Linked DNA regions of Homo sapiens: region 1 is linked to region 2. Evidence: read pairs that join two places in POLR2A ChIA-PET (ENCODE). Cell type or tissue: GM12878. All regions are shown on one strand. Links, peaks and the distances in the headings refer to the core of each region. The heading gives the core; the rest is flanking DNA.

Evidence for each region. Peaks named below come from ENCODE experiments on the same cell type or tissue, not always from the same donor. Only the 100,000 strongest peaks of a DNase experiment are listed, where the experiment ranks them.
Region 1: POLR2A ChIA-PET joins it to region 2 with 6 read pairs; 6 of 35 experiments call an interaction of 5 or more read pairs at or near these places.

The regions. Positions count from the first base shown.
Region 1 is chr5:171,393,451-171,409,733 of GRCh38, forward strand. It overlaps NPM1 (nucleophosmin 1), which reads left to right. Exons shown (of 11, transcript NM_002520.7): 7 at 6,703-6,760; 8 at 7,389-7,475; 9 at 11,852-11,953; 10 at 14,250-14,324. Among named protein-coding and RNA genes, the nearest start is that of NPM1, 14 kb to the left of the region's middle. RefSeq lists enhancers at 209-716, 2,919-3,640, 3,641-4,362. In GM12878, for the core only: no CTCF peak of the experiment used is centred there; no DNase peak of the experiment used is centred there; H3K4me3 peaks cover 970 bases.
Region 2 is chr5:171,910,872-171,927,154 of GRCh38, forward strand. It overlaps FBXW11 (F-box and WD repeat domain containing 11), which reads right to left. Exons shown (of 14, transcript NM_001378974.1): 3 at 3,472-3,534. Among named protein-coding and RNA genes, the nearest start is that of FBXW11, 88 kb to the right of the region's middle. RefSeq lists enhancers at 11,655-12,155, 12,156-12,656, 15,331-15,390. In GM12878, for the core only: no CTCF peak of the experiment used is centred there; no DNase peak of the experiment used is centred there; H3K27ac peaks cover 1,030 bases.

The DNA of each region.
Region 1 (16,283 bases), core at 513-3,012, 530 kb before region 2:
ATTCTAAAAGGGATATTAAGATTTTCTTGGGATTTAAAATATGGTTGGAAACAATATTTGATGACTTTATATTAAACTAGATCAAACTATTGTTACAAACAGTTAATACGCACACTGGTATAAAGTACTGTTTATAATTGGTCTTATGTGTGCCAGTACCAGTAATGCATTGAATACTTTGATTTGGCTCTCAGCTTTGTCCTTCAGTTCTGAGGTTGGTCCATATGCATTTATTGAAAACAAATATAAGAACATGCACTTTAAAAGAGAACCTGCATGAAAGATCAAATTGGGAGTTTAGGTTTTAAGCTGGTGGTTCTTCAAAATCTTTGAGCATGACGATGAAGGCAGAAAACAGGAAAAAGGCCGAAAGAGCCGAAAGCTTAAAAATTCAAAGTATGACCAGGCGCAGTGGTTCACACCCGTAATCCTAACACCCAGCCAAGATGAGAGGATCTCTTGAGGCCAGCCCGGTCAAAATAGCAAGACCCAATCTCAAAAGAAAAATAAAAATTCAAAGTACTTGCATGTCAAACTTATAAATGAACGCAAACTTAAAGGTAGTATTTGACTGTTGCTGTTTTTGTTTTCTTTTTTTTTTTTTTTTTTTTTGAGATGGAGTCTCCAGTTGCTCAGGCTGGAGTGCGGTGGCGCCATCTCGGCTCACCACAACCTCTGCCTCCTGGGTTCAAGCGATTGTCCTGCCTCAGCCTCCCGGGTAGCTGGGACTGCAGGCTCGGGGCACCATGCCCTGCTAATTTTTGTATTTAGTAGAGACAGGGTTTCAGTATGTTGGTCCGGCTGGTCTTGAACTCCTAACCTCGTGATCTACCTGCCTCGGTCTCCCAAAGTGCTGGGATTGCAGATGTGAACCACTGCGCCCAGCCAAATTTTTGTATTTTTAATAGACATGGGGTTTCACCACGTTGGCTAGGCTATTCTCAAACTCCTAACCTCGGGCGATCTGGTCACCTCATCCTCCCAAAGTGCTGGGATTACAGGCATGAGCCACCGTGCCCGGCCACTTTTTTTCTTGAGATGGTGTTTTACCATGCTACTCAGACTGGACTTGAATCTCTGGGCACAAGCTATCCTCCCCTCTCAGACTATGAAGCAGGTGGGGTTACAGGAGCATAACCAAGCCCAGCTTGTTTGGTTATCACTTTTAAGAATATTTCTCGTTAGTAAGAATTGAAATACATTCCAAGAGAAGAATGGGAAACAGGCTAAAAACACAAATTAGAAATAGGGATGGTATGGTTCGGATTGGTTTAGTCTGATTTTGAGTTACCTTTGTACAAGTTTATAAAATAAGTGTTTAATAGCATTCACCGAGGCTCGGGGACAAGCAATCCCTTCCAGAAAGGCTTTGGAGTAGGACCTGATTGTAGTATTGACCCTGTTGGGGCTTTGGAAGATTTCCTTTTTTAAAAATTGATATAATTAGGCCAGGCATGGTGGCTCACGCCTGTAATCCCAGCACTTTGGGAGGCTGAGGTGGGTGGATCACTTGAGGTCAGGAGTTCAAGACCAGCCTGGCCAACATGGTGAAACCCGGTATCTACTAAAAATACAAAAATTAGCTGGGTATCGTGGTGCCTGCCTATTGGTCCCAGTTACTTAGGAGGTTGAGTCAGGAGAATTGCTTGAACCTGGGAGGTGGAGGTTGCAGCAAGCCAAGAATGCGCCACCGTGTTCCATCCTGGGCAACAGAGGGAGACTCCCATCTCAGAAAAATGGGTATAAATTCATGATGTAACCACAATGTAATTTTGTTTGTCTTTAAGTTGGGCATTGATAGGAATGAAAAGTGTAGATATCAAGGTCCAAATCAGTACCTGGTTTTTTTTGTGGGATTTTTTTTTTTTCGGCAAGTCTCGCTCTTGTGCCCCAGGCTGGTGTGCAATGGTATGATCTCTGCTCGCTGCAACCTCTGCCTTCCAGGTTCAAGTGATTCTCCTGCCTCGGCCTCCAGAGTAGCTTGGATTACAGGCACTTGCCACCACGCCTGGCTAAGTTTTGTATTTTTAGTAGAGACGGGGTTTCACCATGTTGGCCAAGCTGGTCTCGAACTCCAAAGTGCTGGGATTACAGGCGTGAGCCACCATGCACCGCCGCAAGTTTTCATATAAGTTGAAGAAAGTGTACTAAGGTCTGCATAGTAGTAAAGGATGCCTTGAGGGAAACAAATATTAATAGAAACTTCAGTGGTGAGATGGCAAGGGCCCAGCATAGATAGATGGCAATGAAAATGCAAAGAGGTGCATGAAGGTTCGTTATAGTTACTTAGAAATCTAACCTTTTGAACACAGATCAAAGGGGAATTTGGTTCCTTTTTGAGGATGGAATGGGTATATGGTGTGGGCTCAGATGACTCTTGATTTAAGCAAGAAAGGCTATGTAATGTGCATAGTGCTGATGTATACTATACATAGATGTATGTAATACGTTGATAGTATGTGGCCCTTAAATGTCTTTTTTAATTTTTGGGGAATTTCTTAAGTAAAGCTGAATTTTTTTTTTTTTTTTTGGAGACAGTCTCTGTTGCCCCGGCTGAAGTGCATTGTTGGCTAGGCTGGAGTGCAGTGGTGCAATCATGGCTCACTGTAACTTCTGCCTCCCGGGTTCAAGTGATTCTCCTGCCTCAGCCTCCCAAGTAGCTGGGATTACAGGCATGTGCCAGCATGCCAGGCTAATTTTTTGTATTTTTAATAGAGATGGGGTTTCGCCATGTTGGTCAGGCTAGTCTTGAACTCCTGACCTCAGGTGATCTGCCCACCCCAGCCTCCCAGAGTGCTGAGATTACAGGTGTGAGCCACCACACCCTGCCAGTAAAGCTGTTTTGATAGTAGTTTTGATAGCTATTTTGATAGTAGTTTAATAGACTTGTTTTAACAAATAAGAAAAAATGTTTAAAAAAAGCATTCTCATCTTGTTTCTAGCACAGGGGAGGCACCTGCAGGGATTGGGTTCTAATGCCAGAAACTTGTACTGACAAAATCACTGTTAAAAAGCCACTTGAAGGGCTATTTGTGACAGCTTTTTAAGTTATGATACTTTTTCTAAATACAGCAAATATTTCTTCGGTATTGGAAAGATAGGTGTTTCTTACATGAAGTTGCTGTATTGGGATTTAGAGACCAGTACGTTCAGTTGTTGAATTAAACGTGAACCCCTTGGTATTTGCTAATAGAGACTTCTGCCTGACTTGCCCTCCAGTGACTCGATTTGATTACTCCCCTCCATTGTTTACCTATTAACAGTTCACACCTGTAATCCCAGCACTTTGGGTGGTCGATGCGGGCAGATCACCTGAGGTCAGGAGTTGAAGACCAGCCTGGCCAATATGGTGAAACCCCGTCTCTGCTAACATACAGCTGGGTGTGATGGTGGGCGCTTGCAATCCCAGCTGCTGGGGAGGCTGAGGCAGGAGAATTGCTTGAACCCGGGAGGCGGAGGTTGCAGTGAGCCGAGATCGCACCATTGCATTCCAGATTGGGCAACAAGAGTAAAACTCAAAAAAAAATAGTGTGCAGTTCAGTGGTTTTAGTATGCATAGTTGTGTAGCCATCACCATAATCAATTTTAGAACATTTCATCACCTCAATGAGAAATCGTACTCTATAGGTATTACCCCTCATGCTCTTCAGCTCTAGTCAACCACGAATGAACTTTGTCTATAGGTTTCCTGTCCCTCATATTTTGCACGAATGGACTTCTGTGACTGTTTTCTTAGCACAGTGTTTTCAAGTTTCATCCATGTTATAGCATTATCAGTACTCCATTTATTTATATGGTTGAATACATTGTATGGGTATGTTTGGTTATTCATCAGTTGGTGAGCATTTGAGTTGCTTCTACTTGTTGACTGCTATGAACGCTTGTAGACATGTCATTTTACTTGGATGTACACCTAAAGCAGAGTGGCTCACCCATTGTATTCCCACTAGCAGTGTATGGGGCTTCTGATTTCACTCCAACCTACTGATTTCACTACACCCTCACTTGCCATTATCTGACTCTAATCCTGGTGGTATGAAGTGCTGATTGTGGGTTTGATTGCGTCTCCCTGTGGACTAATAATGAGCATCTTTTCATGTATTCATTGGCCATATATCTTTGGAGAAATGTTTTTGCCCACTTAAATCCATTTACTTCTCTTTGTCTTTACTAAGTTGTAAGAATTCTTTTTTCTTTTTTCTTTTTGATATGATTTTTGTATTTTTAGTAGAGAAGGGGTTTTGCCATGTTGGCCAGGCTGTTCTTAAACTCCTGTCTTCAGTGATCCACCTCCCTCTGCCTCCCAAACTGCTGAGATTACAGCTGTGAGCCACTGTGCCTGGCAAGAATTCTTTTTTTTTTTTTTTTGACAAGTCTCTGTTGCCCAGGCTTGAGTGCAGTGATGTGATCTTGGCTCACTGCAACCTCCTCCTCCCTTGTTCAAGCAATTCTTCTGCCTCTCCCAAGTAGTTGGGATTACAGGCACCCCCCCCACCACGCCCGGCTAATTTTCTGTATTTTAAATAGAGACCGGGTTTCGCCATGTTGGCCAGGCTGGTCTTGAACTCCTGAGGTCAGGCCCGCCTCGGCCTCCCACAAGTGCTGGGATTACAGGCGTGAGCCACTGCACTGGGCCCAAGAATTCTTTATGTATTCTGCAAACAAGTCCCTTATCAGACACAAGATTTACAGATTATCTTCCACCATTCCGTGAATTGTTACTTAACTTTCATGATGGTGGCCTTTGAACAAGTTTTTAATTTTTATGACGTCCGATTTCTTTTGTTGCTTGTGCCTTTGGTGTCAATCCTAAGAAATCATTGCTAAATTCAAAGTTGTGAAAATTTGCCCCCTTAATTCTGAGTTTTGTCCTTTATATTTAGGGCTTTGTTCCATTTTGAGTAAACTTATGTGTATGGTGTGAATGGAGGGGTCTAAATATAGACTTTGGATGTAGATTAGCAGTTGCCCCAACATGATTTGTTCAAAAACTATTTTTTCCCCATTGAATGATCTTGGCAACCTTTAAAAGAGTCACTTATGGCTGGGTGTGGTGGCTCACACCTGTAATCCCGGCACTTTGAGAGGCTGAGGCAGGCGGATCATGACCAGGAGATTGAGACTATCCTGGCCAATTTGGTGAAACCCTGTCTCTACTAAAAATACAAATTTTAGCTGGGCATGGTAGCGTGTGCCTGTAGTCCCAGCTACTCAGGAGGCTGAGGCTGGAGAATTCGCTTGAACCTGGGAGGCAGAGGTTGCAGTGATCTGAGATTGCACCACTGCACTCCAGCCTGGCGACAGAGCGAGACTCCGCCTCAAAAAACAAAAAAATCACTGTTTCTGGACTGTTCTGTTGATGTGTCTATCCTTAACATGTAAGAACAGTACAACACTGTTCCTCTGTGGTTTTTATTTATTTATTTTTTTGAAATGAGTCTCACTGTCACCCAGGCTGTAGCACAGTGGCGTGATCTTGGCTCACTGCAACCTCCGCCTCCTGGTTCCTCCTGCTTCAGCTTCCTGAGTAGCTGGGATTACAGGCGCCCGCCACCATGCCCGGCTAATTTTTGTATTTTTAGTAGAGACTGGGTTTCCCCATTAGCCAGGCTGGTCTCAAACTCCTGACCTCAGGTGATCTGGCCGTCTCGGCCTCCTAAAAAGTGCCGGGATTACAAGCGTGAGCCACGGTGCCTTGGCCCCTTTGTAGGTCTTATAGCTGATTTTTTGAAATCAAGTGTGAGTTTTCTAGCTTTCTTCCTTTCCAGATTGCATTTGGCCTCTTTGGGTCCCTTAAGTGTCTTTTTTGTTTTTGTTTTTTGAGATAGGGTCTTGCTCTGTCACCCAGGCTGGAGTGCAGTGGCAGAATTACACAGTTACAGTTCACTGTCTCAAGCAGATCCTCCTGCCTTAGCTTTTCAAATAGCTAGGACTACAGGCGCACACCACCACGCCTGCTAATTAAAAATTTTTTTTGTAGAGAGGGTTCTCATTATGTTGCCTAGGCTGGTCTTGAACTAAAACGATCCTCCCACCTCAGCCTCCCAAAGTGTTAGGATTATAGGTGTGAGACACTGTGCCAGTTCTTGGGTTTGTTTATAAATTTTAGGATCTGTTTCTACAGAGAAACCAGCTTGGGGAGTCTTCTAACGATTGTATTTAACCTGTATATTCGGGGAGTGTTTCCATCTTGGCAATATCTGAACATGGAATGTTTCTATTTAGGTCTTTAATTTTTTTTTTTAACACAAATTCACTCTGAGTGTACAGTTTAATAGAACTATACATTACTTAAATATACATACATTATACAGTGGTATAGTGTGTATTTATGCAAAACTACTCATTGAGCAACTTCATTTCCCAGCCCCTAGCGATCACAATTATACCTTCTATTTCTTTGAGTTTGACTACTTTTAGATACTTAATGAATAGAATCATACAGTGTTTGTTCTTTTGTGGCTGGCTTATTTCACTTTGTTCAAGGTTCAGTCATGTAGCATGCAAGAGGATTTTCATTGTGTGTACATATACATTTTCATTTAGTCATTTAACACTTGGGTTGCTTTCACCTCTTGGCTGTTGTGAACAATGCTTCGATAAACATGGGTGCACAAATAATCACTTCAAGGTCCTGCTTTCAATTCTTGTGTCTACTCCCAAATTTTGAAAGTGCTTAATGTCTTGACATTTCATTTGTAGTGATGATGATGATGATTTTGATGATGAGGAAGCTGAAGAAAAAGCGCCAGTGAAGAAAGTGAGTAGATACAATGCTACAAGGTTGTTAAACTAACAATAGAAATGGTGATTTTTTAGTGCTATTTGCTTGTTTTGTAGTTAAGGGAAGCTGGTGTGGGAGATCATCTCATACTGAAAATTAGTCCTGAGGAGGATTACAGAAAACTTAAGAGTGGGGAATGGTCTGTTTTCTTTATCCATGTGGCCCTCCACCCAGTTTGTTAGTCTTGTGTAACCTTTTGTCCAAGTGGTTGCTGCTTTTTCCTTCCTTTTTTTTTTTTTTTTGAGACGGAGTCTCAATGTCACCCGGGCTGGAGTACAGTGGCGCGATCTCAGCTCACTGCAACTTCTGCCTCCCGGGTTGAAGCGATTCTCCTGCCTCAGCCTCCTGAGTAGCTGGAATTACAGACTCATGCCACCACACCCAGCTAATTTTTGCATTTTTAGTAGACCACCATGTCGGCCAGGCTGGTCTCGAACTCCTGACCTCGTGATCCACCTGCCTCGGCCTCCCAAAGTCCTGGGATTACAGGCATGAGCCACCACGCCAAGCCTGTGGTTGCTGCTTGTCTTACATGGCTTGGACAGCTTTGTTTGCACTGTTGTTGGGGTCAGGGACAGTGATTAAGATAAATTTCTAATTGCAGTCTATACGAGATACTCCAGCCAAAAATGCACAAAAGTCAAATCAGAATGGAAAAGACTCAAAACCATCATCAACACCAAGATCAAAAGTAAGTGGCTACATTTACACGTGGGTCTCATTGATCTAGTTGGGGAAAAAGATTCTACTGTGGAAGAATCTAGTGTGTCTGAAATTTGATAGGCCTTTATAGAACCCCTGTAATTGCTGTTTAAAAGTTAAAATCAGCTTGCTGCAGCCAGGCTCAGTGGCTCACTCCTGTAATCCCAGCACTTTGGGAGGGAGGCCAAGGTGGGTGGGATCACCTGAGGTCAGGAGTTTGAGACTAGCCCGGCCAACATCGTGAAACCCTGTCTTTACTAAAAACACAAAAATTAGCCAGGCATGGTGGTATGTGCCTGTAATTCCACCTACTCAGGAGGTGGAGACAGGAGAATTGCTTGAACCTGGGAGGTGGAGTGCAGTGAGATTGCACCACTGCACTCCAGCTTGGGCAAAAGAGCGAGACTCCGCCTCCAAAAAAAAAAATCAGCTTGTTGTGTGTTGTAGGTACACACACACACACAAACATACTAAATGTAAGGTGGTGGGGCGGGGGGAGCCAATAGACTTTTTTGAAAGAGATGGACCCTCACTTTGTCACTCAGTCTGGGTTAGAGTTGCGTGATCTCGGCTTACTGCAACCTTCACTTCCCGGGTTCAAGCGATTCTCCTGCCTCAGCTTCCCAAGTAGCTGGGACTACATGCGCGTGCCACCAGGCCCAGCGTATTTTTGTATTTTTGAGTAGAGATGGGGTTTCACTCTATATGTTGGCCAGGCTGGTCTCAAACCCCTGACTGCAGGTGATCCGCCCTCCTGGGCCTCTCAAAGTGTGTGAGCCACCACGCCTGGCCTGAATTTTTTGTGATTGTGAAGTCAATAGTTGTTTCCTGTAAGGAATCTTTGTTGAAAGGTATGTCTGCATAGAGTAGAAGTTCTCAACCTTGGCTGCATGTTAGCTTGAAGTAGAACATTTGGGCCTAGACAGGGTGTATTGATCTCATTCCTGACCCTACCCACTTCCCTGCAGAAAATGGAATTTAAAGGAAAAAAAGTTTAAAGGAACCCCAGTACTTGTGCTCTACTTATGGAGATTGTCATAAAAATGGTCTGGGGTGGGCGCCAGGCATCAGACTACAGTGACTTTCTTGCTTTATTCTTAGGGATTTTCTGATTTCCTTTTTTTTTTTTTTTTAACCTGATGAAATAGTTTATTTACAATTTAAACGAATAAATTTCATATTCTACAACACATATAATCTATTGACTAAATGTAACTAATGATGAACCTCCATACAAACAACCCCACTAAAAAGTGGGCAAAGGACATAAACAGACACTTTTCAAAAGACATACAAGTGGCCAAAAAGCATATGAAAAACAGCTCAATATCACTGATTAGAGAAATGCAAATCGAAACCACAATGAGATACCATCTCACACCAGTCAGAATAGCTATTATTAAAAACTCAAAAAACAACAGCTGCTGGCAAGGTTGCAGAAAAAAGGGAATGCTTACACACTCTTGGTGGGAGTGTAAATTAGTTCAACCATTGTGGAAAGCAGAGTGGCGATTCCTCAAAGAGCTAAAAACAGAACTACCATTTGACCCAGCAATCCCATTACATTCCCAAAGGAATATAAATCATTCTACCATAAAGATACATGCACACAAATATTCACTGCAGCACTATTCACAATAGCAAAGACATGGAATCAACCTAATACCTGATATGGTCTGGCTTTGTGTCCCCACCCACATCTCATCTCAAATTGTAATCCCCACGTGTTGGAAGAGGGGCCTGGTGGGAGGTAATTGGATCATGGGGTAGATTTCCCTCTTGCTGTTCTGTTGATAGTGAATTCTCATGAGATCTGGTTGTTTGAAAGTGTGTAGCACCTCCCCCTTTGTGCTCTCTCTCTTCTGCTGCCATGTAAGATGTGCCTTGCTTCCCCTTTGCCTTCTGCCATGATTGTAAATTTCCTGTGGCCTCCTAGCCATGCTTCCTATACAGCCTACAGCACTGTAAGTCAATTAAACCTCTTTTCTTCATAAATTACCCAATCTCAGGTAGTTCTTTTTTTTTTTTTTCATTTTATTTATTTATTTATTTATTTTTTATTTTTATTTTTTTTTTAATTTATTTTTTTATTGATAATTCTTGGGTGTTTCTCACAGAGGGGGATTTGGCAGGGTCATGGGACAATAGTGGAGGGAAGGTCAGCAGATAAACAAGTGAACAAAGGTCTCTGGTTTTCCTAGGCAGAGGACCCTGCGGCCTTCCGCAGTGTTTGTGTACCTGATTACTTGAGATTAGGGATTGGTGATGACTCTTAACGAGCATGCTGCCTTCAAGCATCTGTTTAACAAAGCACATCTTGCACCGCCCTTAATCCATTTAACCCTGAGTGGACACAGCACATGTTTCAGAGAGCACAGGGTTGGGGGTAAGGTCACAGATCAACAGGATCCCAAGGCAGAGGAATTTTTCTTAGTGCAGAACAAAATGAAAAGTCTCCCATGTCTACTTCTTTCTACACAGACACGGCAACCATCCGATTTCTCAATCTTTTCCCCACCTTTCCTGCCTTTCTATTCCACAAAGCTGCCATCGTCATCCTGGCCCGTTCTCAATGAGCTGTTGGGCACACCTCCCAGACGGGGTGGTGGCCGGGCAGAGGGGCTCCTCACTTCCCAGTAGGGGCGGCTGGGCAGAGGCGCCCCTCACCTCCCGGACGGGGCGGCTGGCCGGGCAGGGGGGCTGACCCCCCCCACCTCCCTCCCGGACGGGGCGGCTGGCCAGGCGGGGGGCTGACCCCCCCACCTCCCTCCCGGACAGGGCGGCCGGCCGGGCGGGGGGCTGACCCCCCCACCTCCCTCCCGGACGGGGCGGCTGGCCGGGCAGAGGGGCTCCTCACTTCCCAGTAGGGGCGGCCGGGCAGAGGCGCCCCTCACCTCCCAGACGGGGCGGCTGGCCGGGCGGAGGGCTGACCCCCCCACCTCCCTCCCGGACGGGGCGGCCGGCCAGGCGGGGGGCTTACCCCCCCACCTCCCTCCCGGACGGGGCGGCTGGCCGGGTGGGGGGGCTGACCCCCCCATCTCCCGGACGGGGTGGCTGGCCGGGCTGAGGGGCTCCTCACTTCCCAGTAGGGGCGGCCGGGCAGAGGCAACCCTCACCTCCCGGACGGGGCGGCTGGCCGGGCGGGGGGCTGACCCCCCCACCTCCCTCCCGGACGGCACGGCTGGCCAGGTGGGGGGCTGACCCCCCCACCTCCCTCCCGGATGGCACGGCTGGCCGGTCGGGGGGGCTGACCCCCCACCTCCCTCCCAGATAGGGCGGCTGGCCGGGCGGGGGGTTGACCCCCCCCCACCTCCCTCCCGGACGGGGTGGCTGCTGGGCGGAGATGCTCCTCACTTCCCAGATGGGGTGGCTGCCGGGCGGAGAGGCTCCTCACTTCTCAGACGGGGCAGCTGCCGGGCGGAGGGGCTCCTCACTTCTCAGACGGGGTGGTTGCCAGGCAGAGGGTCTCCTCACTTCTCAGACGGGGCGGCCAGGCAGAGACGCTCCTCACCTCCCAGACGGGGTCTCGGCCGGGCAGAGGCGCTCCTCACATCCCAGATGGGGCGGCGGGGCAGAGGCGCTCCCCACATCTCAGACGATGGGCGGCCGGGCAGAGACGCTCCTCACTTCCTAGATGTGATGGCGGCTGGGAAGAGGCGCTCCTCACTTCCTAGATGGGATGGCGGCCGGGCGGAGACGCTCCTCACTTTCCAGACTGGGCAGCCAGGCAGAGGGGCTCCTCACATTCCAGACGATGGGCGGCCAGGCAGAGACACTCCTCACTTCCCAGACGGGGTGGCGGCCGGGCAGAGGCTGCAATCTCGGCACTTTGGGAGGCCAAGGCAGGCGGCTGGGAGGTGTAGGTTGTAGTGAGCCGAGATCACGCCACTGCACTCCAGCCTGGGCACCATTGAGCACTGAGTGAACGAGACTCTGTCTGCCCTGATTTCCTTTTTTGAACTGACTTAGTACTGTGCATAAAAGCAAACTCCCAAGTTACTCTTTTTTTTTTTATTTAAAGAGATGGGTGGCCTACTCTTGCCCAGGTTGAAGTACAGTGGTATGATCATAGCTCACTACAGCCTCCAGCTGCTGGGCTTAAGCAATCCTCCTGCCTTAGCCTCCTGAGTAGCTGGGATTACAGGCATGCACCACCATGCCTAGCTAATCATCTTATTCCTTCCTTAAAGGAAAGATTTTAAGAACAAAATTATATGGCGTGAATTTATTGATGATAATTCCAGTTGTATAATTAGCTTTATAAGGGAGTTTTGTGAGAATATTTGAGGAAATCCAGATAGAATGGGTTTTAATTAGGAATTGTATTTATTCTTATGACCTTTTGGAAATTCATTTCTTTTTCAGGGACAAGAATCCTTCAAGAAACAGGAAAAAACTCCTAAAACACCAAAAGGACCTAGTTCTGTAGAAGACATTAAAGCAAAAATGCAAGCAAGTATAGAAAAAGTGAGTAAAGTTATCTTAAAAAAACTTTGTCTCCCCCCTCAAATTGCACGTGTCTGGTTTGCATAGACTTGAATGTTTCTTGTTTTTTTGTTTGTTTTGGTTTAATATACTTGCCTGGTTCGTGGTATGAATTTTTTCAAAAATTTCTTATAAAACATTTATAATCGTGTCTGTGGTGATTTTTGCATATGCAAAATTAAATATGCCTTATTTTCCATTATGCAAGGAACGTAGTGCACTGGTTGCAAGATAACATTCTGACCTTCCATGTTAAAATAGATCAGTGAAAACCCTTTGCCTATTCTGGTTGTAAGATATGCTAGAGAACCAACAGAGGGCGTATGAGACTTCATTAAAATTACAAACAGCTGGAAAAGTAGATGCTGGCTGTTGCTTGGTATTATAGTTAATATTCATGATTGACCCTAGTCAGAAGTGATTTTCAGCAGATTGAGACATTTCTCTTTGCCCTTTACACCAAGTTGTCACCAGTTAATACATGTAGTAATAGCTAGATTTCGTGAATGACTAATAGGCTTAAATCTAGTTTCCTTTTGTCTTAAATAATGGAAATGTGGGAAGAGGGTTAGGTCTCTCATCTGCTTGACTGGGGGATTTGAGTAGGATATGGAATAAATGGTTTAAATGCCTTGGAAGCACATTTGAGAGAAGCTTTAATTCTATGAATAATACTTTTAGACTCCAACTATTGAGAGCAAATGTGGGGTGGTGAAAAATTGCCAACTCATTTCCCCATGTTTTTCTTGTAATCTATAGATTTTTCGTGGCTTCAGTAGATTCCTTGTACAGTGATAAGTCCACTGGAAAAAGAATTTTAGAACTGGAACATATTTCTTTTAGTCACACTGTAAACCCTTTAGCCTTCCTGGTTATCACTGATTTTTGTCCCTTGGATACAATGCTAAAATGACATCTTTTAGATGCCCCTCCCCTCCATTTTAATATGGTCCTATCTCCTTGGTTTAATTGCAGGCGCATTGAACAGTCCTGGGCACTACATGTAAATTAAGCCCAAAGATGGGGAGAAAGGAAAAGGAGAGACAAATATAGTCCATACTGAGTGTCATCAACAATCCAGACTGAAGTCTTCTATTTTAATCTCAATCCCCTTTTCTGATTTGCCACCCATGCCTCTTCAGGCTGGAAACAATCTCTTGGTTCCCTAAAGCACTTTCTTCTGACTGCTGTGATTCAGTGAACCTTGCCCTTTGCTTTCTATTACTTGTGCATTTGCCTCACCTGACAATGTTTTAAATCGCCTTTGTATCTCCTTAGCTGCTCAATAAATATTTGAATGCATCAATTAAGAATGTATGTGACAATAATTTTGAAATGGAAATTGTGAGGTTTATTTTACTAGGTTATTGGAGGCAGTTAAGTTTCTTAATGCTATACCTGATTCTGCCAAAGTCCCTTGGACATTTGAAAACCTTTTCAATCTTTTAAAAATGCATAAAAGATACTTAGAGGGAAAGGTATTAATTAAATTTAGTAAAAACAAATATATTCAATGCTTTAAATTCCAAAGTAGTGATAAATACAAACATTTCAAGATATTTGCAATAGTAATGTTTTGAAATTTTGGTTACAAAGTCACAGGTCTTGCCAATACTGTTGTAGTTTCTTGCCTATATCCGTAATTTGAAGGAAATGGTGAGAGTGATTAGAGAAGTGTAATTACTGTAATTTTTTCCCCTATTGTAGTTTCTTGCCTGTATCCATAATTTGAAGGAAATGGTAAGAGTGATTAGTGAAATGTAATTACTGTAATTTTTTCCCCATTCAACTTTATATATCTTTAACTGATGACCAGATCATTGTTGTTCTGAACCAGTTTGTGGTCAGCAAGTGTTTTGTGGGGTTTTGTTTGTTTGTTTTTAAAGAACAGTTTGGGTCACTTGACATGGTTCTCCAAAGGGATGTTATGGGTTGTATTTGGTTCTGGGTGATAACCGACTTGTTAGATAATTTAGATAAGCAACCGAGTTGCCATGTTTGTTTGTCGAATCTCAAGTGTAGCTTATATTTTATGTTCCTAGAGAGGTTGTCAGGGAAGATTTGACCCTTTGGCAAATCTGTTTGAATAGAGATACTAGCCATGCTGCCCAATAGGGCTTTCTGGCCCTGAAAAAGATACGGAGTATTCTTGGAAAGTTGAAGGGAAAAAGAATAAACTGATCCATGTAGTAGCATGCAGATTATTGAGGAATTTTCTAAAGGTATCTCTCTCGGTGTATTTCTCTACTTACCTGTAATAATGCTTTTGTCTTAATAGGGTGGTTCTCTTCCCAAAGTGGAAGCCAAATTCATCAATTATGTGAAGAATTGCTTCCGGATGACTGACCAAGAGGTAACTGGATTTTCTGGGGACATGATTAAATCCAAGTTTTTTTGTGATTTATTATGATTCTGCCTTTACCCTTTTTAAGTGTTGGCTCTTTTTAAAAAGTTCCTAACCACAGATAATATTTCATTTAATGAAATACCTGAAAACTCATGTATTTAATGAAATGCATGAAGAATACAGTTGGCAGTCTGAGATGATAACTTTAGTATATTTTTCCCAGATTTCCTATAGTTGGTAAATTATTTCTTGGTTATTGAATTCAGTTTTACTTTTTTGGTACTATGTTGGTTAAGGAAATTGCTGTGGTTTTCCTTGCTGTTCCATTTGACTGCTTGGGGCAGTCTGGTCTTGGCTTTTTTGGGAGTTGGTAGAGATCTTTTTTTTTTTTTTCCTAGATCTTATGGGAAATACATTATGCCAAAATCATCCTAACATGAAATCTGGAAGCAAGACACTAAATTGTGGCTACTACCAGATACATAAGCTTGAGTTAGCTGTTAGATTTTACAGTTAGTACATGTGAAAGTCTTAGTCAACATAAAGATTATGCATTTATTTTTGCTCTTATTTACAGTTGACTCATAAGTGTAAGGACAATGTAAAAGTGGTTAAATAGGGATGTTAGGTATCGTGTGGAGAACGGATGCTGCATTTAATGGTCTTTAGGTTTCCTGTGGTCAGCTTTTTTCAAAAAATTAGGAAAATTTGGCAATTAGCTGGTTTTTTTTCTGCCATAGTATTTTGCACTTCAATTATTTAATTGCACTTCAATTTTTAGTTTTCGGGTTCGTAAAACCCTGATAATGGTTAATTTTGAGTTTAGCTTTGTGAAAGTTGTAGTGATGGGCTATAAGATGATCAGGTTCAGTCTTTGGTTGCTGTTCTGTTTTTTCTCTACATTTGAATCCTAAAGTTTAAAGTGTGAGTTTTGGGAGTTTATTTGGAATACTAAACATTGATTAATCATAAATTATTTTGAAACTCCGCGTTATGCAACTGTTTATTTAATATTGAAAATAGTGGAAAGTCAGACATAAATAACCAGCATGTACTAACAGCTAAGCAGCATAAGAGATGCATTCTTCAACTACTGCCAAGGAAAGTGATGATAAATTTAATGATTAAGTTGCAGTAGTCTTCTGTACTTTATAACAAAGGCTTGTAGCTACAAAGTCTTGTAGCTATTAAATTACTGAACCAGCACTTCTACAAGAAGTATTTTCTTTTTATAAAAAGTATTTTTGGCCAGGTTGGTCTTGAACTCCTGGCCTCAAGCAGTCCTCCCATCTTTTCCTCCCAAAGTGCTAGGATTACAGGCACGAGCCACCTTGCCCAGCCTACCAGAAGTATTTTTTTGCTCTAGAATTGAAAGTGTTCTCAAGTGTCAGAATGAAATTTCTGGAATAAATAGTAAATGTTTAATAACTTGAACTTGAATTGCTGTTACAGAGATTATCAAAACTAAATGCTTCCTGTTTTTGACATAGAGATGCATGATGCAAGCAACGACAATGTATATTTGTTTGAACCTGATGATAAGATCTCTGGCTGGGCGTGGTAGTTCATGCCTATAATCCCAGCACTTTGGGAGGCAACATGGCAAAACTCTGTCTCTACTAAAAATACTAAATTTAGCTGGGCATGGTGGCATGTACCTGTAATCCCACCTACTCAAGAGGCGGAGGCAGGAGGATCGCTTGAACCTGGGAGGCAGAGGTTGCAGTGAGCGCCACTGCACTCCAGTCTGGGTGGCAGAGTGAGAGTCTATCTCAGAAAGAAAGATTTCTATGATATTTAATATTGGCATTCGGTATTCAGTTACCTTGTACCTGAGAACCCATTGGCTGTGAAACAGTGACAGCTGAGAGAATCCTGAGTCATCTCATTTCTAGTTCTTGGTGAACTTCTGGACTTTTCTTCAGAACCACCTTGCCATGTTGGCCAGGCTGGTCTTGAACTCCT
Region 2 (16,283 bases), core at 9,123-11,622:
TTCACCCTGTGTATTTAATCTTAAAATGCCACTTTTACCCTAAAGCCAAACTCATTCCTTTACTAATTCATTCAGGAATTAAAAATGTATTCAGGGTCTGTGTCCTCAAATTAGTCACTACAGGAAATGCCAAAATTGTAGCTATTTCTAAAAGGCACCTTAAATTATCATTTTCCAATGCTTACTACAAAATGATGCTCCAAAGGTATATACTGGGTATCTCTATACACGGGATATATATGAATTATCATCTCCAAAGATAGCTAATGCTGGAGATAACCATCTTAGAGAAACTGCTCAACTTGGCAAAGTGGCAACTGATTATTAACAGTTTGTTTTACTTCCTCAAAGTTCAAAGTTAATGCTACATACATTTATGCTAATGGTTCTCAAACTTGAGCTAGCATCAGAATAACAGGAGGGATTGTTAAACACACAGATTGCTGGGTCCCACCCTAGAGGTTTCGGTTTTATTAGTCTGGAGTGGAGCCCATGAATTTCTATTTCTAACAAGTTTCCCAGCAATGCTGATGCCACCCGTCCAGAGACTACACTTTAGGGACCACATGTTGAGAACCACAGGTCTATATAACAAAGATAAGCTGTGTTGTGTTGAAACCTGAAAGCAATTCAATCCAAAAAGCTTCATTTTACCCAACAGTTTCAATCTCCTCCATACTTTCCCAGGGCTACTAATCTGGCAGAACGGTTTAGACTTTCCCATCCTTCTTTTGATTACCTTCTCAGAAAGTGACCCAAGGTAAATAAACCATGTATACCTGAAAAGCTCTGCATCTTACGTAGGTGGTTTATGGACAACTCACAGACTCTTATACTAACAATGCATTTCTCATCAAATCTTCCTACAAGTCCTTACATAAAATCAGTACATATTTTTTAAAACTGAAACTACATACACTGCATCTGGACAGTAACATTAAAAATAATCTCAATCACTAGACTCAAACCACAACTACTATGAAGTGCAGTAACCTCCCTGTCTAAAAACAAAATAACCTCAATACTTTTGTCAAACATTTGTCAAGCTATCTATTGACCACTATTCTGACAGCCTCCTCATACATAATACCAGAAAAAATAACACAAAAGATAATTCTAAGAACTGAAGAGCTGAATTACAAATACCTATTAATTCCGTTAGGAACTTATCTCAGGAGTCTTACATGGAATGAACCAAGAGCTTTCACTATCAGTATGTCCCCTAACTTAAAGTGGACTAAATCCATCCCAGAGAAAACATCCTTTATAAATATCCAAAGGAGTCTTCAGTTTTCCTTCACACAAAATCTTGTCTGAAGTTCTTATGTCCATATTTAGAGGTATGAGATGGGAAGGCATCTATCTTCCACTCAATTTATCCTAGCGCCCCACTGTCGAGGAATGTTTCTTCCCTTGTATCTTGGGTGAGGAAAAGCTCACTGACACCAGGTACCACCAGGGGGAAGCATTGAACAAGGATTTTGAAATTTTGCTTTTACTAAGACATTTGAGTCTTAACAGATCCAAAAAATAAGAGTTCAAAACAGAGATGAAAAGTCTTTGCTGTGATGAATATTGGCAAGAATAAGGGGCATCTAAGTTGCTTTAAGCATAAGAATGTCCACCACAATATAACAAGGAAAAGTTAGAAATAACTGCCCAATTACAGGCAACTATTTAAAACAAATTCTAACTCATCACCATTAAGAGCTATAATGTAAGCCACTAAAACTAGCATATAAAGTAAGATTTTGGCCAGGCATGGTGGCTCATGCCTGTAATCCCAGCACTTTGGGAGGCCAAGTTGGCTGGATCACTTAAGGTCAGGAGTTCGAGACCACTCTGGCCAACATGGTGAAACCCTGTCTCTACTAAAAATACAAAAAGAATTAGCCAGGCATAGTGGTGGGCGCCTGTAATCCCAGCTACTCAGGAGGCTGAGGCAGGAGAAATGCTTGAACCTGGGAGGCGGAGGGTGCAGTGAGCTGAGATTGCACCACTGCACTCCAGCCTGGGGTGCACAGCAAGACTGCGTCAAAAAAAAAAAAAAGTAATATTTTTATAGCAACAGAACATGCTTATGAAATAATATCAAGAAACAAAAGGCAAGATCCAGGATTTTATAAAACATTATGATCACAGTAATTCATGACAAGGGGAACACACCATGACAGAGTAAAGGATATACATCAAAATCTCAAAAGTGCCTTATCTTAAGAAAAAAAACTATGTATGCTTTCCTTCCCCCTTTATTTCTATATTTGATTCCAAATAACTTGCCAAAATAATGGTTCATAACAGGTTAAATATAATGATAACAACTTGCATTTGTGTACTGCTTTATAATTTACAAAGTACTTTCACAGCCATTAATTCATTTGATAAACAAAAGTGTTATTTTATTTACAGATAAGTTCCTAATCATCTGGCCTCCCTAGAGTGTTTGTATAACTATTAACTAGTTGACTGAAAGATAAATGAAAGAAAAACTGAAAGCTAAAGTGTGAAGAACCACTGCCAATTGAAAAATCATAGTAAATGAAGAGCATCCCACTGCAAAATAATAAACGTGGAGGGTACAAAACTCAGTCTGTACACAGTGTTAAGAAGAAAATAACAGCATGTGCACTATTCTATAGCACATTTTCAATATGCTATTTCCAGCCACGTGCTCAGCCCAGCAAGCTCTTCCTAGCATTGTTTTTCTTTGCTTCATTTCCTCTTAAATGTGTTGGATGCACTTTGTTCCTGCTAACTAATCTATCTTTTCAGTTTCAAATCAAATGAACCCAGAGAATTTATTTTTACATTATTATCTTCAGATTTAGATTTGTTTTGCTTTTAATCCTGTCTTCATGAAGGGGAAAGCCATGTGTACCAGCATGGTTGATAAACCACCAAATCGTGAAACTTTGCTTGCTCCCCAAACCCCCAACCACACACACATACACACACACACACACACACACACACACACACACACACACACACACACACACACACAACCTGGGAAATTGGGAAGAAAACTGGCAAACCTTAAACTAGAGCCAAGGGAGAAGGAGACAAGCTTAAAAGGAAAAGGCAAACCAATGGAAATGGGAGAGAAGAGTAAAGGTTGAGAGCAAAAGGAGAAAAGGTCATCCATGTATACACTGGTGTGTGGCATGGTGCCATTCTGGTGACAAAGGATGCCATCACTGTCCATCTTTGGCTTAGGCAGAGGCCACAGACAGAACATTTTAGGCTACAGCCAACTTCAGAATCTTTGTGGAAACTCCAAAATTATTTAGCATATTTGTAATGACAATTCCCTATGGAATGAAGATAAATTAGGGTGGATTCTGAAACTAGCAAAACTGCACAAAAGAAAACAAAATGCTTGGCTCTTGATTCCACTGAGGACATTAACTGAGGGAGCATCCTATCTACAGTAAGTCAGTTGCTATCTAATCTGTGCGCCGTCATTCCTACCTGCCAAAGAGTATTTTTCTTTGGGGACTCATCTTCATTTTGATCTTCCATAACTGAAGTGTTCTAGGGGGGGAAAAACAGGTTATTTGAATTATACCAAGTTTTGCAAATCCTAAATAACTACAATAAATAATTTTGAAAACCCAAACTAGAGTGTACCAATACAAACCCAAGAACTATTTGGCTTTGTGGCTAACACATGCCATTTTGGGTCAAGGGAGATGTGCTCATCTTTCATAAATCGATAAAGTTAGTGGTTAGACAAAAGCAAGCATAAAGTCATTATTTACAAAGGTTGGGTGTGCTTAGAAAAAAAGGCTAAATTGTGGGAGTAAGGCTGAGGCTCAACCTCCGTCATCACTGTTTTTGTACTTGTGACAAGAAATTCCAAAGACCCATGAGGTTTCCGATGATTGCACAAAACATTTACTAGAAGGTCTGCTATTCAGTAATGCACCCCAAGGAATCCGCAATTAGAAGTAGCAAAGCCTTGGAAGCCCCCCTGCCTTCGTCTTTCCTCCCCTGATAGCCTTGTTTTTCTGGAATGGCTTTGCAATCTCTGCTAGCAAGCATAGCGGGTGCCCCAACCTTCTCCCTGAAGAGGAGGATGCTGTTAGCCAGTAACAATCTGGCTTGCCTTGGGAATGCATTAGCTTTTGATTTTTGTGCTTACTGCACAAAGAGGTACTGTGTAATTATTCTTTCTGGTGATCCAGTCGCTCAATAGATGCCCATTAACTAGAGATTATACATGATTGGATTTTCCCTTTTGAAGCTCCCACCTAATGGCTAAATGGAAACTTAATGAGAAGGGGAAGTGGGCTAGTTGTGCTCTGAAAAGAGTAACAACTCATTTATGGATAGCAGTCTCTCTAAATTCCTTCCAAAACCTAAAATTATAAGACTGGGGTATAAAATTTAAACAACATTTGTCTCATAGTATTATTCAAAAGGATATTATAGATCTATTTAAGGTATCAGTGTTTTACAAGATCCTGTTTGTTGTCTTTAGGGAATAAGCCTCTCTCAAATTTTCCCTATTTTTCCTTTATGTTCTACAAGTCCTAAAATGTTTGGACTATTTATACAGTATTTCCAAACAATCCATTTGAAAATACCAATGTAGGTAATGATGTAAGAATCACCACTGAACACTAGCTGCTCTACAGGTCACAAAACTGGCTCTGATCAGGAATGCAGTATGATGGAGTAGGAAAGTCAAAGGCTTTGAAGCCAAAGAGAAGTTGGATTCCTGATTTGGTCACTCATTCTGTGTGTGTGTGTGTGTGTGTGTGTGTGTGTGTGTGTGAGCCTGAGCAAGTTCTTTTACCATGGGAACAAATACAAACACACAGAGTTGTTGTGGGGATGGAGACTGCCCTACACAATGCTTAGTGCATAATGGGTATTCCAAAAAACATTACTTCACTCTCCGATTTGAAGATGCTACTTTTCACTGTGGCATTATTCACAACAGCAAAGACTTGGAACCAACCCAAATGTCCATCAATGATAGACTAGATTAAGAAAATGTGGCACATACACACCACGGAATACTATGCAGCCATAAAGAAGGATGAGTTCATGTCCTTTGTAGGGACATGGATGAAGCTGGAAACCATCATTCTCAGCAAACTATCGCAAGGACAAAAAAACAAACACTGCATGTTCTCACTCATAGGTAGGAATTGAACAATGAGAACACTGGAGACACAGGAAGGGGAACATCACACACTGGGGCCTGTCGTGGGGTGGGGGGAGGTGGGGGGATAGCATTAGGAGATATACCTAATGTAAATGACGAGTTAATGGGTGGAGCATACCAACATGGCACATGTATACATATGTAACAAACCTGCACATTGTGCACATGTACCCTAGAACTTAAAGTATAATTTAAAAAAAAAATGAGAAAAAAAAAAAAAAAGATGCTACTTTTCCCCTGTGTTATCTTCTTATGCTTTTCTAATTTCAGAGATTTTGACAGGATGCTCCAGATGGCCGCCTATGGGGAAAACCTGACTTTCTCAGTAAAATCTTATAAACCCCACAGCATCAAGGTCCACAATGAGGGAGAGGGACAGGAGGGTGGGGCTCTATGTGAAAATCAACCATGAGCTAGAGAGGAAGGCAGTGTGTCCAAGAGTCCAAAACAGGACTGGAGTGGTGAAAGCAGTAAGTAATTCTGAATGGGATGAAGAACAAGGAAACAAAGGTAGTATTTATGGAGGTCTCTCCATGTAATCTTTTCATTGCTATCTTGAAGGGACCTAAGAGTTTAAAGCAAGCAGGTTTCCTCAGGGGAATAAAGAAAGGGGGAGCAGTGACTCAGTACAGCATCCCCTGAGTTTGGTAGTTACAAAGCCGTCTTGCAAGGCCACAATGTCTGGGTTCTAAGAGTGGTAAGGAGAACAAATGGCTGGAAACATGAAAGGTGGAGCACGGAAAGGAATGAGGAATTAAGTGGAAGAGAGATGGGAAGTCAGTCCCCACCCCATGTCTCCAGGTACTGCAGAGGAAACATATGAGGGATGTATATATGGTTTTGTTTTGTTTTCTGTTTTTTGTGGGGTTTTTTTGTTTTGTTTTGTTTTTTAAATACGGAGTCTTGCTCTGTCGCCAGGCTGGAGTGCAACGGTGTGATCTCAAATCACTGCAACTTCCACCTCCCGGCTTCAAGCGATTCTCCCGCCTCAGCCTCCCAAGTAGCTGGGACTACGGGCACACACCACCATGCCCAGCTAATTTTTGTATTTTTAGTAGAGACAGGGTTTCACCATGTTGGCCAGGATGGTCTCGATCTCTTGAACTCGTGATCTGCCCGCCTCAGCCTCCCACAGTGTTGGGATTACAGGCATGAGCCACTGCACCCAGCCAAGAGATGTATATATGTTTTAAACTAAAAGCTTTTGAAATATAGGAGCCAGAATCCTCCAGAGCTATTGTGACCTAAACCACCTTAATATTTTCTTTACTTAAGATGGAAACACAAGAAATGTCAGACTTCCCTGTACACTATACATGAAACAACTCTTCACAGTGAGAAAATTTCACTCTTCATTTATTCCAAAACAGAGAAATGATGTTTACTTATATGGTTGATAAGGAAACAACCCCCTGAAGAAAATAGCAGCTATTGCCTTAAGGCTTCATAAAGAAGGCTAGACATACAATTTAATAAAATTGTTTTTAATAAAACCATGGGGGCTGCAATAGTTCTCCCATCCTACATACTTTTCCACTTCTTTTATAAAGGTTTCAGAAGACACCAAAGGGAAAATGCTGCTCTCAAGTTACACTGACCAGAGGATCCAGAGGATTCCAGGCAATGCAAAAGATGTCTGGAGAAAAAAGCATCCAAGAGTCTAATTAGGTTTAGAAATTAGAGAAATGCTATACACATCCTTGCACTCTAGACTCACTCTGTGTGTGTGTGTGTGTGTGTGTGTGTGTGTGTAAATATATATATTCAATTCAGAGATATATTTTATATATATGTCTCTCAGAAGTTACAATACACTCCATTAAGATACAAAAGGTTCTATAATATACTATTATTTTAAAATTAGGTTAAATTCATTTAATCCAACTTTCCCAAGTTTGTTGGACATGGACAGCCCCCATTTTATAATAATATCTATTAATAATAGCTCAGCACATATTGGCAAACACTGGACTAGAGCAACAGCCTGGCGTAATTCCTTCCTCTCTCTTCACCAAATACTTTTGGGAGACAAAGGAAACACCCACTTTGTTAAATACAATACAGTCCTCTCCTATTCCCCATCATCTTTCTCAGCCTGCTACAGGTTGAGCATCCCACATGCAAAAATCCTAATTCCAAAAGTATAATACAGATATTCTAAAATCTGTACATTTCCAAAATCAGAAACACTTTTGGTCCCAAGCAGATAAGGGATACTCAATCCGTACACAGGGTCGCAGGAATAAGTGGTGATGGCAAAAATAGAAAATTCTCTTATGGAAGCTATAATTTTTTTAATCACTTTGAATTTTATTCCTTAAAGGCAAGAGACAAAAGGTCACAGGTTCAAGGGTGAGGTAAGAAAAAACAATGAGCTTCCCAAGAGAAAAGAAAGGTCATTTCCTATATCCAAACTCTCATGTGAAACCATGGCCAATCTGAGAGTTGAAATCCTCTTTAAGTCTCCAACACTTATGAGAAGGAAAAGTTATTTGAAATACCAACCAGTTTACTTTCTACCCTTCTCATCATTTCCTTCCTCTTATGTCTACCAAGGAGCATCACACGTAAATAGATTACAATGCAGACCCTCCTATTATTCTGATACTACTACCAATCAAAGATATAACCTAGGAAGAAGAAGCTAGACTCTCAGGCAGATCAATTTTAGTACTATTACCATTTTGAGATGGATATTTCTTTGTTGTGGGGCTGCTGTGTGCATTATAGAAGGTTAGCAGCATCCTTGGCCAGTGCCTGTGCCAGGAGCATTCCACACCCTCTGAACTGTGAGAATCAAAAATGTCTCCAGATCGCCAAATGTCCCAGGGAAGGGGGCTAAATCACTCTCTCCACTTGAAAACCAGTGCTCTAGGGATGTGGGCTCCTAAACTTGACACCGTGGGAGAATATACTAAGGCACTACCATCTCAGGCCTGGCCCTTCTTTCTCCTTAGCCATCTTTCCTTGGCCCGTGTGACAGTCTGTGATGCTATTCACATACATCCTGACCTCGCCATGGTAGGGTAATTCACGAAGTATGTTGATATCTAAATTCAGGGCTACGTCCTGCTTGCCATTAAATTCATATTTGGAAAACCATGGTTATCAGTGGTTCTTTACTAGAGGTCCATGGACTTGGGGCATGAATGAGGACTATAAATAACAGGAAGCCATATATATACAGCTGATCATGGAGCAGATGGAGCCTAGGCATACGTTTTCCTTTCAAGTTCTCCAAGTAATTCTGATCTATCTCTGCTCAAAAATCATTGCTATGGCAAAATGATGCAGCCCATGTGGTAGCACCAACCTAAGTAAGGAAGCTGCACTGATGGTATCATGACAGACTCCATCCCAATATGTGATATTTCATAACTACCAAATACCACAATACTCTAACGCCTGTTCCTGGGTGTCTTTTACAAGGAAAAATTATGAAACCAGTCATTCACTGGATATTAAAAACATGACCAACTATATACCTTATCAAGTAGCTCCAAAGAAGAATAGAGAAAATAATTGTTATTTAATGATTGCCTATGATGGTCAGGCATTGTGATAGAAACTTTATATAAATTACCTTTAATGATGACCTTGTATGATAGCACCTATATCCTGTTTTACACATTGGGGGAACCATAGCTCAGAAATGTTACACAACTTGCCTTGGGTTACACATCAAAAAGTACCAAGATTCAAAGCTAGACTCTGTAAGACACTACCTTCCCAGTTAGACTGCATATATATTATAGCTATTTGCAGCACAATGAAGATCCTAATCTTGTTTCAAAGACACTCTTCCCACCATCACAAAGAAAACACAGGCTGGGCGCAGTGGCTCATGCCTGTAATCCCAGCACTTTGGGAGGCTGAAGTGGGCGGATCACTTGAAGCCAGGAGTTCGAGACCATCCTGGCCAACATGGTGAAACCCCATCTCTACTAAAAATACAAAAATTAGCCAGGCATGGTGGCACATGCCTGTAGTCTCAGCTACTTGCTACTTGGGAGGCTGAGGCAGAAGAATCTCTTGAACCCAGGAGGCAGAGGTTGCAGTGAGCGAAGATCGCACCACTGCACTCCAGTCTGGGCAACAGAGCGAGACTCTGTCTCAAAAAACAAAAAAAAAGAAAAGAAGAGAAAACACAGGCACAGTTACTCTGTCTTCATAAACTGAATTCTGAACATAAGTGGAAGTAGCGTAAGCTTCCATTCTAGGGATGACTGGTTTGGATGGTGTCTGGTTAGTTCATTTAGTCAGGTCTCCATTATCCTCAGAGTCAGATTTGGAAACTTCATGCCAACTGATCACAGATATGTTCGGTGAAGGAGGATGGGAAGCATAATCAAATTCCACACCGCTATTTAAAAAAAAAAAAAAAAAACCCTGAAGGGCTGGGCACAGTGGATTTACTCCTGTAAATCCCAGCACTTTGGAGGCCGAGGGAGGAGGACTGCCTGAGGCGAGGAGTTTGAGACCATCCTGCACAACACAGTGAGACTCTATCTCTTAAAAAAATTTAAAAATAAGCCAAGCCTCGTAACTATTCAGGAGGCCAAGGCAAGAGGATCTCAGAAGTTTGAGGCTTCAATAAGCTAAGATCATGCCAATGCACTCCAGCCCGGGCAACAGAGCAAGCTTCATCTCTATAAAAAAGCAATAATACTAATAAACAAAATAAAAAATAACTGAAAATACATATAGTGTGTTTTTTTAATATGATAAACAGATTAGCAAAAGTAACTTTCCTTTTTATCTGTGCATTTTCATGAACATGGCGACCCCAATGCAAAAAGTCTTCGCCCTGGGAAACGAATGCATTCTAGGTAGCCGAGATGTAAATTACATTTCTGAAACTGAATTCTATATAAAACCAAACAAAACCTGAGAAAGTGGACCCCATTGCATCATCATTCTAAAACAAACAAACAAAAAAATCCCACAATATTGTGACTTGAAAACTTGTCAAGATGTTTTCATCAACTGGGTAATTTAGTACAGCAATACTGTGTCTGCTATGGAATCTCAGCTACCACTTAGAATTCATTCTTTCTTCAGAGCATTTCAATAATCCTAGAATCTCTTCTGTACATTCCCCCTTCTCTCTTTCATACCAATCAACGGAAGTGGTAGGCTGGTTCCAATGACCTAGCCTCCAGTTTCATTTAGTTTATGTATAGGTACAACAGGCTCTTAGCAGTGATATATGTTTAACATAGGAGCCACGAACTGACACAGAATATATTTCAATTGGAAAACTCTCTACTTTGAGAATTATATGAGGAATCAATTTCCTGCTTTAAAAATGCTGCAAATTCTGCATTAAGTAATTAACAGTTAAGAGTCACACAGCTAGTAAATGAGAGACACAGGATTCAGACCTAAGCCTGTTCTACTCAGAAATCAATGTACTTTCCACACAGAAAAATGTGTCTTAGGTGTTTTCCAACTGCTGGTTTTGGCCTATGAAATCAATTTAATAGACTGCAAGCAGAATGTTTTAATAAAACAAAGCTGAATTGAGAAGATCCCCTACACACAAAGGTAAGCAAAATAACAAATTCATATAAAAAAGCCTAAAAGAAATGAGCAAAAACATAGAAAAATTCAAATTAAAAGGAAAGCAAGGGTCTTTATTGCAAGGAGAGCAATATTTACATTTTAAATCTCTGAAAAGCAAGATTCAAAAAGAAGAGTGCTTTTTAAGAGTCAGGGTTCCACTTTGTCACCCAGGCTGAAGTACAGAGGCATGATCATAGCTCACTACAACCTCGAACTCCTGGGCTCAAGCAATCTTCCCACCTTAGCCTCCTGAGTAGCTAGGACTACAGGTTCACATCATAACACCCAACTAATTTTTTAAAATTTTTCAGAGACAGGGTCTTGCTATGTTGCTCAAGCTGATCTCAAACTCCCAGGCTCAAGTGATCCTCCTGTCTCAGCTTCCCAAGTCACTGGGATTACAGGTAAGTCACCACACCAAGCAACAGTACATAAAGGGGAAAAGTTGGAAACAAACAAACAAGGGAGGGAGGGAGGGAGGGAGGGAGGGGCTTGATTTACTAGATATATCTCAAACTTTCTACCCAATAAGAGACTACATATTATTCTCAATTTTCCATGGAGCATTTTGTAAAAACTGATATAGGTCACAGAAGAAAATTCCAAATATAGTTAGAAATCAGGAACAGATTATTACATATTTAAGATTAGGCCAAGTAGAAAAATCTAAATATATTCCGCCAATTATTACTTGCTATAAATTCCAAAGATAAATACATAGAACAATGACTGGTAAAGGCAAACCAAACAGCTTTTCATTGTTCTTGTTACCTACACGTAGGCCCCTAAAACCCAAATCTTGCCAACACATTGCTGGGAATTAAAATCACTAGAAAGCCAGAAGTATTCATTTTGAAAAAGAAGAGATAAATTTGTCTAAAATAGCAGTTCCTATCTCTCAAACAAACAAGGCAATTCAGAAGGAAGAAGGCCATATGTGCTCATACATTAACACAACCACCATCAAACAGCTTGACTGGAAATCTTCTCCCCTCTCCGGACAAACACTAAAATATAGGAATATACCAGTTATTTTCTTTCTGCCATCTCATAAAAATGTAAACCACTAATAAATTTTAAATCCATTAGGAGTTTGGTTGAAATTTGTTATATGGATTATTATAATACAGTAAGTTCTCTTCTAATTAATCTAAACTGTAGTTCCACTCAAATTTGTAACAAGTATTTCATTGTTATTGACATTATACGACAAGAAATGATACCAAAAATACCTTAAAGAATGAATGTGGACGAATGTTTTTCTTCTTTTTGTCATCACCAATCGTGTGTGTGCGTGTGTGTGTGTGTGCGTGTGTGTGTGTGACAGAGTCATGCTCTGCTGCCCAGGCTAGAGTGCAGTGGCACAATCCCAGCTCACTGCAACCTCTGCCTCCGCGGTTCAAGCAATACTCGTGCCTCAGCCTCCCATGTAGCTGGGACTACAGGCGTGCACCACCATGCCCGGCTAATTTTGTATTTTTAATAGAGATGGGGTTTCGTCATGTTGGCCAGGCTAGTCTCGAACTCCTGGCCTCAAATGATCTGCCCGCCTCAGCCTCCCAAAGTGCTGGGATTACAGGCTGAGTCACCACACCCAGCCTGGATAACAAAGCTTTTAATCAATTTTTAGTTAGACTTTTTCTTACTGATTTCTAGAAATTCTATATATATTCTAGAATGAACTCCTTTCTCAAATATATTATTACAAAGGTCTTCTCTCAATCTGTGGCTTAACTTTTCATTCTCTTAATGGTGTCTTTTGATAAACAGAAGTAATAAAGTTTAATGAAGTTTAATTTGTCAATTGTTTCCTTTCTTATTTATGCTGTCATCTTGCTCAAGAAATCTTTTTTCTTCTAACGTCATAAAGATATTCTTCCACACCTAGGTTTTATTTTACCTTGTACATTTTCATTTAAAATTCATCTTTACTGATTTTTAAGTAAAGCAGAAATTAAGATTCATATTTTTAAATTTTAAGTCCATGTTTTTCCAACTGGAGACTGCAATCCATTATAGTTTAAAATATCAATTTAAGGGATAACCAGCATTTTTTTTAAAACTGAAATAGAATAGAGCACATATTATATCCTCTACTTCATCAATTCTAAGATGTATTTTTTTTTTTCACATTTTAACGTCTCTGAAATAGAGATGTTTCTTATAATCAATATCTTACAATTAAAAATGGCGGCAATTTTCCTGACTATACAGACATAACACATACACACGTGATAGCAGCAGAAGGCAGACAAAATCCTAGGCAGACAGGGGAGGGTCCGCGGTGAAACCCCACCTTTTTTTTTTTTTTTTTTTTTTTTTTTTTTTTTTGAGACAGAGTCTTGCTCTGTTGCCCAGGCTGGAGTGCTGTGGCACGATCTCAGCTCACTGCAACCTCCGCCTCCTGGGTTCAAGCAATTCCCTGCCTCAGCCTCCCGAGTAGCTGGGACTACAGGCACCCGCCACGACACCCAACTATTTTTGTATTTTTAGTAGAGATGGAGTTTCACCATGTTGGCCAGGCTGGTCTTGAACTCCTGACCTCGTGATCCACCCACATCGGCCTCCCAAAGTGCTGGGATTACAGGAATGAGCCACTGCACCCAGCCAAAACCCCACCTTCAAGCTAAAAACAGCCTGAAGCCTGAAGACAAGGCTGCTGGTTCTGGATGAAGCCCACGACCCAGAGTGAGAATTTCTATTCCTGTTTGCCAGCTCTTTCCCAATTGTTTCTTTCTGGATAATGCCTTTTAATCAAACATTGCCTTTTCCAATGCTACTTACTGCCCGCACCTCTCCCATTCTGTGACTATTAAAAACCCTGAACTCAGCCACACTGGGGGACTATGCCCATTTTGAGTGCCCTCTCCGCTGAGAACTGTTTTGTCGCTCAATAAAACTTTCCGCCCTGCTCACCCTCTGGTTGTGAGCATAACCTCATTCTTCTTGGATGCGGGACAAGAACTCAGGACCTACCGAACATGGGTAGGTAAAACGCTGTAATACTGTAGCCCTCCACCCTCTGCCGGTGCCAGGCAGCAGCCCCGCATGACAGGAAGCAGCCACGGGGCCAGGCCAGCCCAGGAGCCGTGGGCCAGAGCAGGGCGACAGGATTAAATGAGCTGTAACATAAGTGGGCTGAAACACGTCCCACCCCCCCACCCCCGCTGATTGGTAGTGCTGCAGAGAGGAGAGAAGAGCTACAACCCTTCTGGGGCCCCAGACCTCGCCACTCCCAGAGCCAGAGTTGCGACATGCTGTAACACCCTCTTTGGGGTCACGCGGATGCTGGTGTCTCCAAAAGTTTCAAGTGCCACCGCATTCCCCCTTGTCTAGATGCCGGTGCCCAAGGCAGAAGCAGGCTACAGCACGCCTGGCCCCGGCACAGACTGAGTGCGGGATCAGGGCCAGGGCGCTAAGAGCAGCCCACCAGGCCAAGTGGGCAAGATACCTCCAACAGCAAGCCCAGGGCGGAGCGCGGCCCTGGGCAGGGGCACTGCCAGCTGCAAAGTCTCCAGCTGGCGAAGCAGCACAGAAAACATCCTGCATCACATGCATATATATAAAAATTACCACACACACACTAGGTATAAACATAAATTTCATTTCTTACATTGAAAACCCCTGAAAAACCCTGCTAAAGGTTAGCAGAGTATAATAAATCCCATACTAAAAGTTACTACCTTTTCAGTTTGCTTTCAATTCTAATTTCATCAAAAGATATTTTCACACCTCTCTAATATCTGCCATCACCTGTTTTTAACAAAAAGAGCCAGGCTACTGTTCAATTTTCTGTAAAAAACAAACAAACAAACAAACAAAAAAAACAGTATCTGGCTAAAACGTCATATGGGTTTTTGGTTTTTCGTTTTGTTTTATTTTGTTTGAGACAAAGTCTTGTCCTGTCACTCAGGCTATAGTGCAGTGGCATGATCATGGTTCACTACAGCCTCAGTCTCCTGAGCTCAAGCAATCTTCCAGCCTCAGCCTCCCAAGTAGCTGGGACCACAGGTGCATGCCACCGTGCCTGGCTAATTTTTTTATTTTTCTTTTATGGAGACAAGATCTCAGTATGTTGCCCAGGTTGGGGTTTTTTAATGGTATTTACTTTTACACTAATCTACGCCAGTAAGCACCACTGATTTTCCAGTCATGTAGTGATTACAGTTCCCTTTTCTGATTTACTTTACAAAGTAGATTTTTAAAACATGGTCAGCAGGTAAAAGAACAAATGGTGTGCAGACATGTCAAAAATTGTGAGGTTTGTACTCAAACTGCCCAAAGTCAGGGAAACACTATTTTAGAAGAACAATGATAGGGGAAAAGGCCTAAACTATTTTAAGTGGGAAAAAAGCAAGTCACAATATATCTGTACAATCTCATCTTTACAAATAAAATTTATTTTACTATTTACAAAAGCAACCATGTGCTTACAATATTATCTCTGTAATTTTTATTTGATTTTTGCTTACTTATCCTACCTAAATTTTCCTTAAAGTACACACGTATCTTTTTAACAGCAAGGAAAAGTGATTTTGAAGTTAAACTTTAAAAGTAAGTAAAAGATTCACACCAAGACCCCAGATATATATGCTGTGGTCTAGGGAAACAGAAACTCTTACTGAAAGGTCCAGCAGTGCTGTATTCCACTTGACCTCTCTGTGCCTATGTCCTCATCCACAAAACTGAGGTGAAAACAGGGCCTCCCTGGCAGAGTAAGTGAGAAAATTTTAAGAGATAATCCTGGCACCCAAGCAGGGCTCTGACACAGTTTGCATCTGTGTCCCCACCCAAACCTCTTGTCAAATTGTAATCCCCATTGTTGAAGGTGAGGCCTGGTGGGAGGTGACTGAATCATGGGAGCGGTTTCTCATGGTTTAACACCAACCCCCTTGGTGCTGTCGTGGCATGAGTGAGTGAGTTCTCACGAGACCTGATTGTTTAAAAGTAGCACCTCACCACTCTCTCTTCCTCCTGCTCCGGCCACACGAAGTGCCCGCTTCCCCTTCGCCTTCTGCCATAATTGAAGCCAAGCAGACGCTGCCATGCTTCCTATATAGCCTGCAGAACCATGAGCCAATTAAACCCCATTTCCTTATCAATTACCCAATCTCAGGTATTTCTTTATAGCAGTGTGAGAACAGACTAATAGAGGCTCCTTTAGTCAAATTTAACTTCCATAAGGCAGAGATATTTGGTTGTATTATTCAATCTGTATCCTTAGCACTTAGAATAATTCCCAGCATACTACTTAAGTACAGAGGTATAATAAATATCTATTGATAAATATTAGCTACACACTTCAGTGCAGTGGGAAAAGAATGGTCTTTTAAATAAAAGACTCTATCAACTAGATATTCTTAACATATTTTGGGCCCTACCCTCTCACATGCATACAAAGAAATACAAAAAAAAATCCATTCTAGATAGACTGAAGATCTAAGTGTAAAAGACAAAGCAGTAAAGCTTTTAGAAGAAGCCATAGGACATCCTCAAGACCTGGGAATAGGCAAAACTTTTTTAAACAATACACAACTGCTAA